Regions from separate parts of the Mus musculus genome. Here region 2 is linked to region 1. Evidence: chromatin loops called from intact Hi-C (ENCODE). Cell type or tissue: left cerebral cortex. All regions are shown on one strand.

Region 1 (2,500 bases):
CATAGCGTACTCTAAAGCCAGACTGAGGCGGTGGCAGCATGATCTTAGCTATGTTAAATTAGTATACTTAAACGTCAGAGTGAGTTTTGTGGCAGGTCCACCGTAGCTCAATAAAAGTGAAGAAGGCTGCCCCCACATTACAGAGCTCAGGATTACACTGAATACCTTGTGGCACACAGAGAGGAGCAGCTGGCCTGTTGCCTGGGTCTGCTGATTCAAAGGTGCTCCCTGAAGTCACTGCGGAGAGCAGACTTCTCCAGTGTTTCCTTTCTGAAATGCTTGCTGTGCATCTTGCTATAGAGACCGAGGTGAGTGGTTTAGGTGAAATCGCTGTCTCATGTGTGTTTAATGACCACACACTGATCTGGAATTAAAAACCTTCTAAACCGCCCTAAAGTAGATTATACACATTGCTCTACATTTTCGGTCTTTAAAAATAAATCCCTCTTGAAACTGGAAAATCCTTTGAACAGTGGCTGAGGTGGTGTTTGATGCAGAGACCTCCCATGCTCATTCCCACAGCCCAGCACCTCCAGTTCCCAGGGGAATCATGCTGAGACCCCATTCTTAGTAACAACTTCACTAGTTAGAGTCTCACCTCTATTAACAGATATCAAACTAATTAGTAGCTAATCTAATTGATTCCTCATCTCCTAATTTATCTCTCTTCCTTCAATAATTCCTTAATTGCATAAAATGTTGTGAGCTAGACAGAGAGGGGGCTGGCCTCAGGGAGGGACAGAATTGGCCTGATTCCCTCTCCTCTTAGCTTTTGACTTGCAAACCAAGTCTCTAGACTACTAGTGAAAAATTCCTCTGCGCTAAGCCCCTCCCCTCCAGGCTCTTTTCACTGTGAATGAGAGGAGCAGAGGCTTTCCCCTTTAGCTTAGTTTCTATACCAGTGGGAATGAAGTGTGCTTCTTACAGCAGCATCCCTCAAGGAGTTAAAAAGTACTCTAACTGTAAAGCCACAGATAGCCCAGTCCTGCCTCCAGATGCTTGGCATCACCGGTACAGGGGATGCAGGTTACTGAGAGCCTCTAGGTGATTCTAATATGCAATGGAGTTAGAGAGCCAGGGCCTCCAAAGGAGGATGCTCTGAATGGGAGGTGGTGGGCTGAAGGCGCTTAATTAGTGGGGGAGGAAGTACAGAGGGTAAACATTTTTTCTTGACTTGCATGTAGAGAAAAACCTATGAGTAAACATGCTATTTTAGATGTGTTGGCATCCTACTGCAAATAGACGGCAAGCAAAGTCCATTCAGCTTTAGAATGCTAACTGAAATAGCTTTGCTTCTGCTCCGACACATTGCCAAGAAGGGCATCTCCCCCCTTGTCAAGTGAGTGTGGTTTGTGTGGTGTGAATATGTATTGTGTGTGTTGTGTTGTGTGTTTGTTAGTGTGTGTGTGCATGGTGTGTATTTATATCTGTATGTATGTGGTGTGTGTGTGTGGTGTATGTATTGTGTGTGTGTGGTATGATGTGTGGGGATTGTATATGTGTGGTGTGTATGTGTACTGTGTGTGTGGTGTGTGTATTCATGTGTGTGTGTACATGTGCATGGTGTGTATTTATATTTGTATGTATGTGGTATGTGTATGGTATGGTGTTATGTATTGTGCATATATGTGTTGCGTGTGTGTGTTATGTTGTGTGAGGATTGTGTGTATGTGTGTTGTGTGTGGATTGTATATGTGTGTTGTGTGTGGGGTGTATGTTGTGTATGGGGTGTGTGCGCACTTGCCAGTGTGTGAAGGGTGTGCACAGTAGTCTTTTGTAGTAGTGCACATGGCTTTTTTTTTTTTTTTTTTTTTTGGCTCTAGGGGGAGCAGGAAGGTTTGTTCTGGAGATAGGCTAGCTCAGATGCAGGAGCAGGTCTGCTCATTATAGCAGGTGTCTGGGGAGCTTCCAGTTTGGAGGGGCCTCTAGAAGTAGGTACTGGTACAGTGTTCTTTCCCTGGATTTCAAACTATATTCAGGTGGGTGGGGCTGCTATTTAGCTCACTTTTTGGGAAGATAGCCTCTAGACTTGGGGCTGGTTTCTGAGACAGCTTGGAATTTGGGTTGACTTTGTGTGACTGTAATGCAGAAGTACCGGTCTAGACCTTTTCTGTGCATCCCCTGGAGGGATTGTGTGCTCCTCCGACTTGCTCTAGCCCCCAGCCCTTGCCAGGTATCCTGTCTGTATTGCCATTGGAGGGCTGTAGCTTTGGCTCCCACCTGGATTTCTCTCATCAGCATCTCCTCTACACCTTTGTGATGGATCTGGTCTTGCATGGATGCTCCTGGTAGGGGTGGACTGAAACTTGCTTATACTGGCTACCTTTATATCTCTAGGCTTAGCCAAAGTTACTTTGCTAGAAGCATTTATACCAAGGAGATTGTCAAATACTATAAACCAGGGCTTTACTCACTTTTTCTTCCAGAGAGCCTGTTTCTAAGCTGCATCCACGACACCACTGTGGGGCTGCAGAATGTCTCCACAGGCCTGGCCGTGCTT
Region 2 (2,500 bases), 86 kb after region 1:
GTGTGTCTAATTTAATGATGTCATCTCTGTCTGCATATGTTCTTTGACTTGAAAACCTCCCTCAAGGAAGTGCTCTGCTCAGCTTCAGACTCAATAGAAAGTCTATTTGGTTGTCCTTAAAGGGGTCTTGCCCAGGTCGATTTGGGCTGGATATTTGAGCACTTGGTCTGATGAACTCCCCCCCCCCCACCTTTCTCTCACTAGGTTTTCACTTTGGCTTGCTTACTTAATTAAACTCACTCATTCAAAACCAAAATATGGGAACCATAGACTGTTCTCCTGATGGTATAAAGTTACAGGGCTGGAACTTTTGAAGTTTGAGGTATGGAAACAAAAAGTGCAAGTGTATTTTTTTCTTCTTAAAAATTTAGCTGGTAGGGGCTGGAGAGATGGCTCAGCAGTTAAGAACACTGACTGCTCTTCCAGAGGTCCTGGGTTCAATTCCCAGCAACCACATGGTGGCTCACAACCATCTGTAATGGGATCTAATGCCCTCTTCTGGTGTGTCTGAAGACAACAGCAGTGTACTCACATACATTAAAAAACAAAACAAAACAAAACAAAACAAAACAACTTCCCCAACAGCAACAAAATGATTAGCTGGTAGAAGAGCCATACTTATTAGAGATATTAGCAACTTGTGTATTTTTTTTCCTTTCCCTATTAAATTTAGAACTTTTCCTCTTTCACTTAAAGAATATAACTTAAAGCTTCTCTTTGGCTGATTCAATGCAAATGAAGAAATATGAAGGAATACTACTCATGTGTTTGGGGCCATTTTCTAAGTCAAACAATGATGTCTGGAACATAGTTCTGAAGAGACTATGACAGCTGCTCTGATGGCCACTGGGTGACTAGTTGGGGTGGTGTGGTTAGCATTACAGCGTGGTTATGCTGGTTAGAGGGGGTGATTCATACCTCAAGTGGGATGGAGCGGGCTGGGTGAGATTTCACCTGGATGTTCAAAACCCAAAACAGTGAGTAATTTAAAACTTACGAATGGTTAATAGATGGCATGTTTGGCATCATAGCTTTGGACTATGGCTGATGATAGTGAATCAGAACTCTGAAAAGTGAGCCTACCAGGAGGGAGGGTCATTATTTCATATAAAGATATGAGTGACTTATGTGTAGATTGAATATTAAGTGACCTTGCTGAACTCATTTATTTTTTAAAAAATTCTTTCAAAATTTCTTGTGGTTTTCTTCACAATTGTAACATTCACAAATAGGAATAATTTTACTTTTTTTCTCCCTGCCAAACTATATGACTTTCATTTGATTTTTTAAAAATTATTAGATATTTTTTATTTACATATAAATTTAATTCTATTGCCTAAAATCCTGACCAGAAAGGAGTGACACAGAATATTCTTATGCTGTTCCCTCTCGATCGAGGAACAAAGGAAAGGAGGCCTGTACTTTTGCTTCAGCCTGGTGTGATGTGAGTAGTAGCTTCCTTACAGCTGCCCTCTGGCAAGTTGGTTAAGTCCCCTTTCTCCTCTTTAGGAGAGATCTTTAAAATTACGAATGGGTACTGACATTTGTAAGATGGCTTTTCTTCATTGTTGCAAGTTATCATATGATTTGTTTTCATTTTAGCTTCTTAATATGGTGGAGCGCATCAATTGACTTTCAAAATGGAACCATCTTTGCATCCCTGGCATGTTGTATTGTGCCTTTTAAAAAATATATTTTTGAATTTCGATTGATAATATTTTGCTAAGAATTTATGCATCTATGTTTGTTAGGATTTAATTTTATTGTCTCTCTTTATCTTTGTGTGATTTATTATCAGAGTGACATTCCTTCTCTAGTTTCACCAGCTTCTATTTTGGGAAATATTGTATCGAATTTTTCCTAAGTCAACTGATACAGTTCTTTAGTAAAACCATCTATAACTTGCTATTTCTGTTTGGAGAATTTTAAAATTAAAAAAATCTGTTTCCCTTGTTAGTTTAGGACTACTTAGACTATTTATTTCAGGTTAGGCAAACTGTTCTGGCTCATGGCTTTTGAGAAATGGGTTCATTTCAAGGAATTAGTCAAATTAAATGAAAAGTGTTGCTTGTGACATCCCCTTATTATTCCTCGGATGTTTTCAGGGTTTTGTTGCTGTTTTATTACCGATACTGGAAGTTTATATTTATCTTCAGTTCTTTATCAGTGTTGTAAATTTTATTGAGCTTTTTAAGCATCTAGCTCTGTTTTGCATTCACCCTTACCTGTAGGTTTTAGAGCTTCCAGTTTCAGGTTTTATCTTTTCTTCCTTCTGCTTATTTTGGGCCTTATTTTGTGCCATCTGTCTGTCTGTCTGTCTATCTATCTATCATCCATGCATGTATCTATCTCTTCTAGGTTCTTAGTGTTGAGGCTTGATTAGTTGGCTAGTAACTTTTTTGTTCTTGTTGCATGTTTTTAAATCATTATTATTTAATTATTTTATTCATTTATTTACATCTCAATGTTGCCTTCTCTCCTGGTCCTCCCTTGCAGAGTT

What was found. Hi-C counts contacts between places; a loop is a spot of excess contacts. Peaks named below come from ENCODE experiments on the same cell type or tissue, not always from the same donor. Only the 100,000 strongest peaks of a DNase experiment are listed, where the experiment ranks them.
Region 2: it touches region 1 in a loop (4-fold over the local background); 2 of 42 quality-filtered maps call a loop at or near these places.

The regions. Positions count from the first base shown.
Region 1 is chr14:34,980,141-34,982,640 of GRCm38, forward strand. All of the region lies in intron 3 of Grid1 (glutamate receptor, ionotropic, delta 1), which reads left to right. Among named protein-coding and RNA genes, the nearest start is that of Mir346, 87 kb to the left of the region's middle. In left cerebral cortex, no CTCF peak of the experiment used is centred here; a DNase peak (open chromatin) is centred at 1,117.
Region 2 is chr14:35,066,393-35,068,892 of GRCm38, forward strand. The region is part of intron 4 of Grid1 (glutamate receptor, ionotropic, delta 1); the gene reads left to right. Among named protein-coding and RNA genes, the nearest start is that of Gm41133, 66 kb to the right of the region's middle. In left cerebral cortex, no CTCF peak of the experiment used is centred here; no DNase peak of the experiment used is centred here.